2 separate regions of the Homo sapiens genome follow, and region 2 is linked to region 1. A link is an interaction called in ENCODE POLR2A ChIA-PET data of the cell type or tissue named here. Cell type or tissue: HepG2. All regions are shown on one strand. Links, peaks and the distances in the headings refer to the core of each region. The heading gives the core; the rest is flanking DNA. Region 1 overlaps EIF5 (eukaryotic translation initiation factor 5). Region 2 overlaps TNFAIP2 (TNF alpha induced protein 2).

Evidence for each region. Peaks named below come from ENCODE experiments on the same cell type or tissue, not always from the same donor. Only the 100,000 strongest peaks of a DNase experiment are listed, where the experiment ranks them.
Region 2: POLR2A ChIA-PET joins it to region 1 with 6 read pairs; 10 of 35 experiments call an interaction of 5 or more read pairs at or near these places.

Annotation. Positions count from the first base shown.
Region 1 is chr14:103,342,867-103,351,859 of GRCh38, forward strand. EIF5 (eukaryotic translation initiation factor 5) reads left to right here. Exons shown (of 12, transcript NM_001969.5): 12 at 1-2,159. Among named protein-coding and RNA genes, the nearest start is that of SNORA28, 9.5 kb to the left of the region's middle. In HepG2, for the core only: no CTCF peak of the experiment used is centred there; a DNase peak (open chromatin) is centred at 4,735.
Region 2 is chr14:103,130,163-103,135,460 of GRCh38, forward strand. It overlaps TNFAIP2 (TNF alpha induced protein 2), which reads left to right. Exons shown (of 12, transcript NM_006291.4): 6 at 153-253; 7 at 890-988; 8 at 1,477-1,600; 9 at 2,588-2,710; 10 at 3,200-3,355; 11 at 3,520-3,641; 12 at 5,057-5,298. The coding sequence ends at 5,198. Among named protein-coding and RNA genes, the nearest start is that of TNFAIP2, 9.4 kb to the left of the region's middle. RefSeq lists enhancers at 2,107-2,677, 2,678-3,246, 5,150-5,298. In HepG2, for the core only: no CTCF peak of the experiment used is centred there; a DNase peak (open chromatin) is centred at 2,349; H3K27me3 peaks cover 469 bases.

The DNA.
Region 1 (8,993 bases), core at 3,190-5,689:
AGATACTGGTGACCTAAGCTAAGTTGCACTCAGCATACTCAGTGTCAAGCTAATGAGGTTCTATTATAAAGGTTCTACTTTTAATCTGAGGGAAAACATGTTCAGGGCTTCTAGAACACTAAAAAATTTGGCTTAAACCAGTGTTCAGTCTGGTGCCAAACTTCGAATGGAATACAAATTCACATAATCTGAACTTTGTTCACAGGTTATCCTAATAGAGTAATTCTTCACTTTGCTCTATTGAACTGTCTTAAGGATTTGTTTAAACAGCTAAGTTACTTGATTAAAATAATGATAAAATTGTATTTTGTCTTTGCTTTAATATTAAAGTTAACAAGTTTTCATTTTATAATGAGATCAAAGCATTGGAATCTGCCCTGTTTTGTAGCCGTTGCTTTGGATTTGTGTTGGATGTATCCTGCAGTTACACTTGCCAGCCCCACTCACAAAAGTTGTTCATTTCATTGGGTCACTGGCTTTATTTGCTAGTCTTGTCTGTGAACTGAGCATCTGCCTCAGTTTTATTACTTGAAATCTTGGCAGGTGCTTAATAGGGAACATACATACAGCTATGTAACTGTGAATAATTGTATATATCTCTAGTTAAGAATGAGGGAATGGGGAGGTTTGCTTTCTAAACAAGTGCATTCTGAAATTGACTTAAAAATTTTTAGTGTGGGTCCTAAAGTTTAGAGATGGGCAAGGAGGTCTCTAATCCACCGCTTCCCGCTTGAGAAGGGAGGGGTATCAAAATTGAGCCCCAAGCTGTTTGTTCCAGTGTACCAAGCACTGACTTTATGCCTTTGGCCTGGAGATGGCAGAAGTGAAAGCTGGCCATCTGCAAAAAGCAGATAAGTGAGTTTGAACCTTTTGCATTTTGTTAGCTCAGTCAGTCCTCATCGTGGTCCTGAGGCATAGGTACTGTTGTACCAAGGTCACTTATCTAACAAAATAACCCTTCATGTATTTTAAATTTATTTGACAAGTCTGCAGACAATCCTTATCTAACCAGCTATTTTCTTAATTGCTACAGCTTGACCTACCAGTATTCCGGAGTAACCAGCAAATGCAAAGTTGACCTTGTTCCTGCATCATCTTTTTGATGGTTCAAATTTCAGCCTCCCTGACTACTACAAAGCCAGAGCAGTCTTAGTACCAGAAACAGTGTTGCACTTTCGTTGCATGTGCTGTGTGACCCCAAGGGGACAGGGAGTCACTTTGGTCATCTCTGTCCCCAGTACAGATCTTGATTCATAGTGACATTCCATAAGTGGGGTGACAGCAAATGACTTGCAGGTAGTCTCATTGTAGGTTTGTGCACCAGAGTGACCCTGTGAGCCTTTGTTAATAGGTTGGGAGCTCAGGGTGTTTATGTCCACCTGTCTGGTCTAGCCAAACAGTTTTTTTCTGGGAATCAAATTTCTGTGGTTTTTATGGCCAGAAATTTTAAGGACTTGTGTGTGCTGGGATATGAGAATAGAAGCTACAGAGTTCTTTTCTTGGGACCTAGACTGGGAGGTGCAATGTCAGGACCTCCAGGTGAATGGTAGGATCTGAGTTGACCCTGCAGTTCGGTTATGCAGTCAATTATTTCTTTTTAAGAGGAGGAGGATTCACTTGGGTGTTGGGATCAAATTTGGATTCTGTCCCAGGCCTTACTGTAAAACTAGGGGATTGCCTTTCCATATCTGCTGGGGGTGGAGACCCTTATGTGCAGCACTCAATCCCACTGGAAGCCTAATGCTGCAGTCAGAAGCAATGCCTGGCTGGGGCAGTAGGGGAAATTCCACCCAATTTTGCTATGAGCCTAAAACCTCTTTAAAAACGGTCAGTTAACTAAAAAATAAAAATCAAGTCTTTAGGAGAGTAGAAAACACAATTAACTAAAAAGCAGGGACATCTGAAAGAGACGTATTAAGTTAACATTTTTAAAAATCCAAATGAAAGTAAATGGAATAAATGTATCAGGTAAAGGACAAGTTGTAAGCTTGGATTTTTAGGTCTAGCAATACACTGTTTACAAGAGCATCACCTAAAATGTGACAAAAGATGTTGAAAGGATGAAAAAAGGTATAGTAGACATACACTAACCAAAAATGTAGCTCTTTGAATCTCAGAAAAAAGTAGATTTTAATAAAGTGTGAAAGTTGTCAATCAAAGCGGAGTCACTTGTGTTCAAGAAACAAAAAAACAACCCGAACAAATAGAGTAGGGTTTGCAGTCTTGCGATGGTGAAGGGTCTCATGCTGGTATGCCCAATAACGAAATTATCACAAAAGATTGCAAAAACCACAGCCTTGCACAAAAAGCATCACAGCCTTATGCAAAAAATACTTCAAGGACATCTACCCAGCAACAGCCTGTCCAGCTGTGGACTTGCATCGCCCTTGTTATGGATCTTTGTAGCCACAGGTGGTAATCTCAAAACAGTTATGTAATCTTCATTTATCCTTTAAAAACCATTCTCGGCCACGCGTGGTGGCTCACGCCTGTAATAACAGCACTTTGGGAGGCCGAGGAGGGTGGATCACCTGAGGTTGGGAGTTTGAGACCAGCCTGACCAATGTGGCGAAACCTCATCTCTACTAAAAATACAAAAACTTAGCCAGGTGGGGTGGTGCATGCCTGTAATCCCAGCTACTCGGCTGAGGCAGGAGAATCGCTTGAACCTGGGAGGTGGATGTTGCAGTGAGCCGAGATCGTGCTACTGTGCTCCAGCCTGGGCGACAGAGTGAGACTCCATCTCAAAAAAAAAAAAAAAATTCTCTCCCTTTACCTCCCTAAAGTACACACACAGCTCACAATGACGTGTATTCCCATTGCAATGCCCTATTCCTGAATACATATCTTTCTTTTAGAGAGCTCGTCTCTCTCATTTAATTGACATAAATGGGGTCAGAAATGGGACCTAAAGAAAGATGACTATCAGAAAAAAATACTCTTTTTTGGCCAGTATGCATGAGCCCTTTGCGCTGTAGGCTTCCATGGCTCAAATTTTTGTCCCTGGTGAGTCTTCTCTCAGGCCAGCCCTCCCTGTTTTTGGTGGAGGCTTTGTTTTTCTTTTCTTTTTTCTTTTTTTCCTTTTTTTTTTTTTTGAGACGGAGTCTTGCTCTGTAGCCCAGGCTGGAGTGCAGTGGCGCAATCCCGGCTCACTGCAAGCTCCGTCTCCTGGATTCACCCCGTTCTCCTGCCTCAGCCTCCAGAGTAGCTGGGACGACAGGCGCACGCTGCCACATCCGGCTAATTTTTTGTATTTTTAGTAGACACGGGGTTTCACCATGTTAGCCAGGATGGTCTCGATCTCCTGACCTCGTGATCTGCCCGCCTTGGCCTCCCAAAGTGGTGGGATTACAGGCGTGAGCCACTGTGCCTGGCCTATTTTTTTTTCTTTTCTTTTTTTTTTTTTTTTGGTAGAGGCTTTTTGATATTCAAGATCAGGTTTGGTTATAAGGCCACCTTAATAAAGAACCTTACATCCCTCCTGAGATGATAAAAGACTGACTTTTCTGGTAAGTCCTTTCTGGTATAAAGACAGAGGTCTCTAGCTTGAGTATTCTGGTTTCTATTGAATTCACATTCTATCTGTGAGGCATGTCATTTCTGGTGAATTCACTTTTGGTCTGAGCGTGTAATTTGATCTGCATGCCTGGGTTAAAATTTTGTGAACACTCATCTCTTGGTGTCCTGTGATTTGGTTTCACTCGTTTCCCTGGGTTTTTTTCTAAACACCTTCCACGTTTTAAATAGTGGGCTCAGGATGTCTAATTAAAAGCCACTAGGGCAGTTGCCACCATCTAAAACACCAATCCAAACTCCTGACATTCTCTCACAGGATAAAAAAGATATTCTGGTCGGGCACAGTGGCTCACGCCTGTAATCCCAACACTTTGGGAGGCTGAGGTAGGAGGATCACTTGAGACCAGGAGTTTGAGACCAGCCTGGGCAACAAAGTGATACCCTGTCTCTACAAAAAAAACTGAAAAATTTAGCCAGGCACAGTGGCCTGCACCTGTAGTCCCAGCTACTCAAGAGGCTAAGGTAGGAGGATCCCTTGAGCCCAAGAGTTCAAGGTTGCAGAGAGCTATGATCGTACCACCGCAGTCCAGCCTGGGTGTCAGAGCAAGACCCTGTCTCAAAAAAAGAAATTTTACAGAAGTACAACTCCTAACAGAATAATGCTGGCCTGGCGCTTTGAAATGATTGCAAAAAAACTATGGAACAGACAAAATTGAACTCAATAATGGACTCTAAGTAGACTTAGCTGACAGCCACTCCCTTCGAACCTCCCTCGTTGTTCACAGGTGGCTAGAAGGTTTTGACACTGGCTCCTAGTCCCCAATCACTCCCTGCAGTGTGGGACAAGACTGGCAGCCAGGACAGATCCACCCTGGTATCAAGGGACAATCAAGACCCAGCCACAGGATGACTGACCAGCGATGCTTTCAGAGAGAGATGCTGACCAGAGGCGGAAACGTGAAGGCTGTCAGAATGAGAATGGAGTCATTTGTATTTTAAAAGGCAAACACCAAACAAAAAAAAACCCTGAGAAATAGAGCCAGGTGAGGCTGTGAAGAGAGCATTCTCATGCTTGTTTGTCCTATCACGACTGTCAACGATCACAAAAGACTGCAAAAACCACAACCTGCACAAAGGCCGTCACAACCTTCCACAAATAATACTTCTACAAGGACATCTACCCAGCAACTGCCTGTCCAACCTTGGACCGGCGTCGGCCTTGTTATTGACCTTCATGGCCAAGGCTGATTATCTCAAAACAATTATGTAATCCTCCTCACTTTTCCTTTAAAAGCTATTCTCTCCCTTTACCTTCCTAAAGTACACACATAGCTCACTATGACATGCATATTCCCATTGCAATGCCCTGTTCGCAGATACCTTTTTCTTTGAGAGAGCCTCTCTCTGTTTATTTTGTTGACAAACCAAGAAAAGTCATTAGGAATAAAGAGGATCAGCACAATGTGATGAACAATTCAACACATCAGAAATAAAAGTTCTGACTGGGCACGGTGGCTCACGCCTGTAATCTAAGCACTTTGGGAGGCCAAGGCGGGTGGGTCACCTGAGGTCAGGAGTTCGAGACCAGCCTGGCCACTACTAAAAAATACAAAAATTAGCCAGGCGTGGAGGTGAGTGCCTGTAATCCCAGCTACTCAGTAGGCTGAGGCAGGAGAATTGCTTGAACCCCAGGAAGCAGAGGTTGCAGTAAGCTGAGATCGCACCACTGCACTCCGGCCAGGGCGACAGAGCAAGACTCTGTCTCAAAAAAAAAAAAAAAGAAATAACAGTTCTATCACTGAATGCACCGATGAAATACTCTCAAAATATATAAAGCAAAAGTTTACAAAAGAGCCGTAGTGAAATACCACTACACACCCACCAGAACAGCTGAAATTTGAAACTTGACAACACCAAATAGATGGTGAGGAAGTGGGGCCACTGGAACTCTTACATACTGTGGGTTGGTATGTAATATGATACCAACACTTTAGGAAAAGTTCTAACAATTTCTTACAAAAACTGAACATACACCTGCCTTCTAAACCCACAATTCCACTCCTAGAGAACTCCACACTTAATAGAAATGAGGCCAGGCGCTGTGGCTCACGCCTCTAATCTCAGCACTTTGGGAGGCTGAGGGAGGTGGATCACGAGGTCAATAGATCCAGACCATCCTGGCCAACATGGTGAAACCCTGTCGCTACTAAAAATACAAAAATTAGCTGGGCATGTGGCACACGCCTGTAGTCCCAGCTACTCGAGAGGCTGCGGCAGGTGAATCACTTGAACCCAGGAGGCGGAGCTTGCAGTGAGCTGAGGTCGTGCCACTGCACTCCAGCCTGGTGAAAGATCGAGACTTTGATGCAAGAAATACATAAATAAATAAATATGAAAGCAAGCGTTCCTGAAAACACTTATGAGAATGGCTATTGCAGCTTTTTTTCATAATAATCCCAAACTGTAAACATCACAAGGACCTATTAACAGGAGAATGGATAAACAAACTGTACCATATGCTCAAAATTGGATATTAACAATAAAAAGGAATGAATTACTAATGTGCACAACAAAAGTTATGAATCTCAAAAATGTACTAAATGAAAGAAGCCTTAACAAAGAAGAATACGTATGTACAGTTCCATTTATATGAAGTTCTAAAACAGGCTACACTGATCTGTGGTGAAGAAATCAAGACAGTGATTGCTTCTGTGGATGGTGTGGGGTGGGGATTGATGGGAAAGGGCACAGGGGAACCTTCCACGGTGACAGCAATGTTTTATATCTTGATAGAAGTTTGGGTTACATAGGTGTATGGGTATATGCATTTGTCCCAAATTTGTTCATTTCATTGCATGTAAATTTTACCTTAGGCCGGGCACGGTGGCTTATGTCTGTAATCCCGCACTTTGGGAGGCCCAGGTGGCTGGATCACCTGAGGTCAGGAGTTCGAGACCAGCCTGGCCAACATGGTGAAATCCTGTCTGTACTAAAAATACAAACATTAGCTAGGTGTGGTGGCAGGCATCTGTAATCCCAGCTACTCGGGAGGCTGAGGCAGGAGAATCGCTTGAACCCAGGAGACAGAGGTTACAGTGAGCCGAGATCGGCCATTGCACTCCAGTCTGGGCGACAAGAGCAAAACTCTGTCTCAAAAAATAAAACAAAGTACAAAAAACTAGCAGTATGTGGTGGCACATGTCTGTAGTCATAGCTACTCAGGAGGCTGAGATGGGGAACTCGCTTAAGCCTGGGAAGTTGAGGCTACAGTGAACCATGATCATGCCACTGCACTTGAGCCTGGGGGACAGAGTAAGACCCTGTCTCAAAAAAAAAATAGATAAAATAGATATACAAGATATATATTGTATATACAGATATTTCAATTAAAATATATAAAATATGAAATTATGTATTTCATTACATGTCTAAGATTCTCAGAGTGGCCATGGCAACCAGTGTCTCTCAAGATGGCAGCTGTGGTGTCAGCATGGGTCCCAGAATGGGTGGAGCAGAGCGCCCAGTGGACCCTCAAGGGAGCTGGAACATCAGTGAGAAATCACCTTTGTTGTAGGAAGTCACTGAGACAGGGACAGTGTGGTCAGCAGAGCCTCCTTGACTGAGGTGTGCCCGACGCTGAGCGTGTCCTTTTCTAAGTTCTCCTTTCAGTCTACGTCAGTCTGCATCAGTCTATGTCAGTCCATGTCAGTCTATGTCAGTCTACGTCAGTCCACGTCAGTCTATGTCAGTCCACGTCAATCTACATCAGTCTATGTCAGTCTATGTCAGTGCATTTCAGTCTACATCAGTCCATGTCAGTCTACAACAGTCTACGTCAGTCCACGTCAGTCTACGTCAGTCTACATCAGTCCATGTCAGTCTACGTCAGTCCATGTCAGTCTACGTCAGTCTACGCCAGTCTGTCAGTCTATGTCAGTCTATGTTAGTCTATGTCAGTCCATGTCAGTCTATGCCAGTCTATGTTAGTCTATGTCAGTCTATGTCAGTAAGTAAAAGGGATTTTTGCTGAAACATTTCTTTGTCATGCCTGTGGCTAGCCGCCCAGATACCCTCTACAGAAAAGAGTCAATGTTATCAGAAATAGTTTATGCATATTCAAGCAAAATCATACTTTTTCTCCTTTTTTATAACACAAACGATTGCATGTTTTACATCCTGTTCTGAACCCTGTTTCTTTCGCTTTATATTTTGGAAATTATTCCATAGTAGTACATGTATATTTTCCTAATCAGTTTTTATAGCAAAATAATATTCCATTGCTAGAAGGTAGCAATATTTATTTATTTAACCAGTGCCCTATTGATGGACCTTTGAGAAGTTTCCAGTCTTTTGCTATTACAAACAATACTGGGTTAACCTTTAGTATACTGGAAAAAAGAATTATATAATAATTTACCTCGGGTCCAAAGGACCCTTTTAATTTTATTTATATTTTAAGTAGCCTCATAATAATTTACAGAAGAATAAAGGGATCATAACAAACAACCTTATTAGAAATTATAATAAGAATGTAAGTGTAGGAAACCCAAATTTCAATCCCAAATTTTCCTGTTTTGAAAGTATATATACCAAGAAAGGGCTGGGCACGGTGGCTCACACCTGTATCCCAGCACTTTGGAGGCCGAGGTGGGTGGATCCCTTGAGGTCAGGAGTTCGAGGCCAGCCTGGGCAACATGGCAAAACCCCATCTCTACAAATAAAACAAAACAAAACAAAACAAAAAAAATAGCTGGGCATGATGGTGCATTCCTGTAGTCCCAGATACTTGGGGGGCTGAGATGAGAGGATCACTTGAGCTGAAGAGGCACAGGTTCTCAGCTGAGATCGAGCCACTGCACTCCAGCCTGGGTGACAGAATGAAACGCTGTCTTAAAAAAAAGAAAGAGGTGGCTGGGTGCAGTGGCTCACGCCTGTAATCCCAGGACTTTGGGAGGCTGAGGCGGGCGGATCATCTGAGGTCAGGAGTTAGAGACCAGCCTGGCCAACGTGGTGAAACCCTGCCTCTACTAAAAATACAAAAATTAGCCGGGTGTGGTGGCGGGCGCCTATAATCCCAGCTACTTGGGAGGCTGAGGCAGGAGAATCGCTTGAACCCGGGAGGCAGTTTGTGGTGAGCCGAGATTGTGCCATTGCATTCCACCCTGGGTGACAAGAGTGAAATTCTGTCAAAAAGAAAGAAAGGAAAGAAAGAAGGAAAGAAGGAAGGAAGGAGGGAAGGAAGTAAGGAAGGAAGGGAGGGAGGGAGGGAAGAAAAGAGAAGAGGAAAGAAAAAAAAGAAAAGAGAAAAGAAAGAGAAAGAAAAAGAAAGAAAAAAAGAAAGAAAGAAAAAGAAAAAAAAGAAAGAGGCCAGGAGTGGTGGCTCACACCTATAATCCCAGCACTTTGGGAGGCCAAGGCAGGTGGATCATCTGAGGTCAGGAGTTTGAGACCAGCCTGGCCAACACAGTGAAACCCCA
Region 2 (5,298 bases), core at 1,000-3,499, 210 kb before region 1:
CACGTGCATGGGGAGCCCCACGCACATTCCGTCCTGTGTGCATACCCATGCCCACCTCGGGGCACCCCCTCTGTTCCCGCCTGTTTCCTCCCCGTCCCCTGCCCCCTTGTCCAGGCGAGCCCCTGCTCAGCTCACCCACCACCACCCTGCAGATCACCTCCCAGGCCCAGGCCAAGGCCGAGAGCATCACGCTGGACTTGGGCTCACAGATAAAGCGGGTGCTGCTGGTGGAGCTGCCTGCGTTCCTGAGGAGGTGGGTGTGTGCCCAGGATGGGGTCCCTGTAGCCACCGCTCTCAGAGCCACGGCCCCTCCCTAGTGCCTCAGGTGGGGAGCTGAGCTGGATCCCCGCCCTCTACCCCTGTCCCTGTCATTCTGAGCCAGGAGTTGTTTCCCACTCAGCCAGGGCACTGAGAGCCTCAGGTGGTCTGACCTCCACCAGGATTCAACGTGGGAGCCTCTTGCGCCCACCCCATCAGCAAAGCTCTCAGCAGAGCAGCCTCTAGCTTCAAAGAGGATACCCCAGGAGGGACTGAGACCCCGCCACCCCTTCATACAACACTCCTAGTCTCCACCACCTGAATTCTCTCTGCTCTCTCCCTCTCGACCTCTGAGGGCTTCTCCAGCCAACCACACGCTCACTCCTACCTGGTCTCCCAACTCTAGAGAGGGCCTGGGAGCAGCAGAGATGGGCTGGTACCCTCTTCAGGAGCCCAAGCCTTAGCTTGTGAAGCCAGTTCCATGATGCCCAGGGGCTAGCGGCCCCTCCCTTGGCTATGGGCAGCCAAACAGAAAAGTGAACCCCAGGAGCTGGCAGGGAGGGCAGGGAGGCTGCTGCTGTGGTCCCAGTGTTTGGGCTGGTCCTGAATGTGCCCCTTCTGGTTTCGCCAGCTACCAGCGCGCCTTTAATGAATTTCTGGAGAGAGGCAAGCAGCTGACGAATTACAGGGCCAATGTTATTGCCAACATCAACAACTGCCTGTCCTTCCGGTGAGAGTGTTGGGAGGGGCTTGCGGGAGTGGGAGTCACTCAGCGGGCAGGAGAGGGGAGCTGGAAGGTGGAGGGAGGAGGAGCTGCTTAGGCCAAGAAGTGGAATTCAAACCAGCAACATGTGTGAGGACTCCACGGCCTGCAGCAGCAGCAGCAAACATTTCCCAAGTGCTGGCTGGGGCAAGCACACAGGCAGATGTTTCACCCATTATCTTATCCTTAAAGCAACCCTGTGAAGTAGGTATAGTGATCTGTCTATTAGGCAGATGGGCAAACCACTGGAGGAGGCTCACTTGCCCCCAGTTACAAGGGGATGTAGTGGAGGAGTGTCCTGAGGGCATGGAGAACATGGATGGGAGGACTTGATCCCATAGAGAATGGGGAGCCATTGAGGGTTCTAGAGTGAAGAGAGGGGGCTGTCTGGCTCCCTGGGTATGGGGCTATAGGCTGAGCAGGGCTGGGGTGACCTCTCTGCCTCCACCTTCCAGGATGTCCATGGAGCAGAATTGGCAGGTACCCCAGGACACCCTGAGCCTCCTGCTGGGCCCCCTGGGTGAGCTCAAGAGCCACGGCTTTGACACCCTGCTCCAGAACCTGCATGAGGACCTGAAGGTAGCGGGAGCCTCTTGCCCTCAGGAGCCCAGTGTTGGGGGGTTCCCAGGGAGGGACTGGGAGGTGCCCCCAGGGAGGAGTGGCAGAAGCAAAGATGTGGGGAAGACACGCTCCAGGCCTGTGGACGGCACCGTGGGCCAGCTCTGGTGCAGCGGTGATGCCCGGTTGGGGACCCTAGCAGGCTCTGAACTCCGCCGATCATGTCCTGGGGTTTCACCTGAGAGGGGCCGCCTGGGGCTGGGAGGGGCCGCCTGGGGCTGGGAGGGGCCGCCTGGGGCTGGGAGGGGCCGCCTGGGGCTGGGAGGGCCTGGAAAAGTTTCACTGCCCCTCCCCGATTCAGACACAGCCCAGTCCCAAGCCTGCAGACACCTTTCCTTCAATCCCCTCAGCCCCTCCTATCCACCCCCATCCCCGCGCCTGACTCCCAGCAACTGAGGCTCAGGGTCATCGGCAGCTGGGGTTATATCTGTTATGGGCCAAGAAATCCACAGAAAATGCTGTGAAAACAAGTAGTTCCTTTAGCAGGGTGTAAAGTGGGGGGTCTCTCAAAAGGAAGGGGAGAGGTTCTCTTCCCGGTGTCAGGGACTAGCGGCCATGGGTGGCCTGAGTGTGGTGGAAGCCCGAGCGGTGACCCCACATCCCCTGGTACTGATCTCCCTGGCCCAGCCAAGCACAAGGTCTTGTTTATGAAGGAATTTATTTATTTAAGTGGCAGTGGACTTGGCCTCCGGGCCGGCAGACAGGCTCTCCTGGCTCCTGAGCCGCACTGGGTGACCTTGGATAAGGGTGCACAGAGCCGGCTCCCACTTCCTGTCTGTGAGCAGGGACCTGAGGTTGGCCCGGGTTCCCTGGGAGTCCTTGAGTGCCCCCCGCCCCTCCACCAGGCACATGTGTCGGTGTGTGTCTGTGTCTGCGTGTCTGCGTGTCTGCGGCTGGCAGCCCTTCCTCTCCAGGGCGTGACTAGACATCCTGCCTCTCCTGTCTCAGCCACTGTTCAAGAGGTTCACGCACACCCGCTGGGCGGCCCCTGTGGAGACCCTGGAAAACATCATCGCCACTGTAGACACGAGGCTGCCTGAGTTCTCAGAGCTGCAGGGCTGTTTCCGGGAGGTGAGGAGGCTCTGGGCTGGTGGCTGGGTCTTGGGGAGTTGGGGGCAGCCCGGACACGCACACTAGCACGTCTGTGTACACTCACGCACATGTGCTCACACGCGCACATGTGAACACACGTGAATGCACGAGCATGTGAACACGTGCACATGTGAACACACGTGAAGGCACGAACATGTGAACGCACGAGCATGTGAACACACACATGTGAATGCACGAGCATGTGAACACATGCACACATATGAACACACGTGAAGGCACGAGCATGTAAACACACACATGTGAACACGTGAACGCATGCACATGTGAACACACACGCATGTGAACGCATGAGCATGTGAACGCACACATGTGGACGCACGAGCACGTGTGCAGTCTTTTGCTCTGGCATCTGCCTCTCTCTGGAGGCCTGGCTACAAGGCTTCAAGGGAGGTGGCGAGCTCCCCATCAGCAGACAGCTCACACGCCCCTGGCTGCTTGCCCTCCCAGGAGCTCATGGAGGCCTTGCACCTGCACCTGGTGAAGGAGTACATCATCCAACTCAGCAAGGGGCGCCTGGTCCTCAAGACGGCCGAGCAGCAGCAGCAGCTGGCTGGGTACATCCTGGCCAATGCTGACACCATCCAGCACTTCTGCACCCAGCACGTAAGCCGCTGCCCACCTCTCCCAAGCCCCTCTGAAATGGCTGCCTCTTCTCCCCTAGCCCTTTCAGGGTCGGAGATAGGCCGCTGGTGCCTCTCTAAGCCCAACGAGTCGCTGACCCGAGCCTCTGGACCCCTGGGTCCCTCCAACCACACCCACTCCTGCAGGGCTCCCCGGCGACCTGGCTGCAGCCTGCTCTCCCTACGCTGGCCGAGATCATTCGCCTGCAGGACCCCAGTGCCATCAAGATTGAGGTGGCCACTTATGCCACCTGCTACCCTGACTTCAGGTGAGAACCTGGGGCACCTCAGGACCACTGTCACATCACTGTGGCCAAGGCCTCACAGGGCTGGCATTGGGAACCCAGATCCTGGCAGCTGCCCACGTGCCAGTCACTGTGTGAACCTCACCAGGGGCTCATTCTTGTGGCCTTCACCACAGCACTACGAGGACAATACTTCCCATTCCCGTTTCACAGAGGAGGCCTGGAGAGCTCACAGGATGTGTCCAAGGTGACACGGCTAGTTAGTGTCTGGCTGCATGGCCCACACTCTTAGCTTTACCTGACACTGCCTCTCACAGGGGAGACTGAGACCAGAGAGGCCAGCTTCACCCAGCCTGGGGGGCCTCTGCGGCCTAGGCCTATGCTCTGGGACCAGGGCTCATATTCGGGAGTGGAGGCTTAGCCCTTGGCTGCCTGAAGTTCTGGTGGGCCAGGGACATTGTTTCTTCCTGGGCTGGGTCCTCTGACATGTTAGGGTAAGTTTGAATGGGTCTTGACAGGGTTGACCCCAGCTTCGCCAAGTCCAGTCCCTGTCTGATCCATTCCACCCATTCATTCATTCACCCACCATACAAGCACCCATCTGCTCATCCACCCATTCCTTCACCCATCTGGCTATCCGTCTATCTTCTCACCCACTCATCACCTGTCTACCCATCCACCCACCCACCCACCCACCCGTCTATCCATCCATCTATTCATCCACCTACCCATGTAAGCACCCATCCACCCATCTACTCATCCATCCACCCCTCCACCCATTTAGCTATCCATCCACTCAACCACTCACCCACCCACCCATCCACCCATGCATCTACTCACTCATCCATGCTCCCATCCCTCCACCCATCTAGCTCTCATCCATCTGCTCACCCACCCACCATCCATCTACCTATGCCACCAACAATTATGGAGAAGTCTGCTAGGTGTCAGCCTCTGTTCTAGTTACCAGGATGCAATGAAGTACAAGGGAAGCCAGGTCTCAGTCCTCCCTTAAGTAGCTCATTCTGTTGAGGGCCAGCAATACTAATGACATAATCAGGCAAAGAAACAGACAATTACAAGTTGTAAATAGGGTTTAACCAAGGTTGTGAATGATAGGAGGTGCCGACTTTAGAGACAAGAAAGCCTTTTGGGGGTGGACATCTTAGCGGAGACCTAAGGGGTGGGAAGAGGCGGTCATCTCAGGGCCTGGGAAGAACATTGCAGGGGAACAGCCGGTGCGGAGGCCTGAAGCAGGCTGGGGCATGGCTGCTCTTGGGACCATCAGGTGGAGGGCATGGGTGAGGGAGAGTGAAGTGCAGCCCCCTCGTGGGCCGGGCGTTGGCTGTCGGGCCCTGTGGCACTGGCCGGGAGTGCAGGGAGCTGGTGAGTAGGGGTGTGGGTGACAGGCTGGGCTGACAGGATGCTCTCTTTGCCAGCAAAGGCCACCTGAGCGCTATCCTGGCCATCAAGGGGAACCTATCCAACAGTGAGGTCAAGCGCATCCGGAGCATCTTGGACGTCAGCATGGGGGCGCAGGAGCCCTCCCGGCCCCTATTTTCCCTTATAAAGGTTGGTTAGCTTTTCCTGTGGCCTGACCTGCCTGTGAGTGCCCAGCAAGCCTTGGGCACACCCCGCTGGGAGCTGTTAAGAGCAGCGCTGGTTCTCGGTTCCTCCCGGG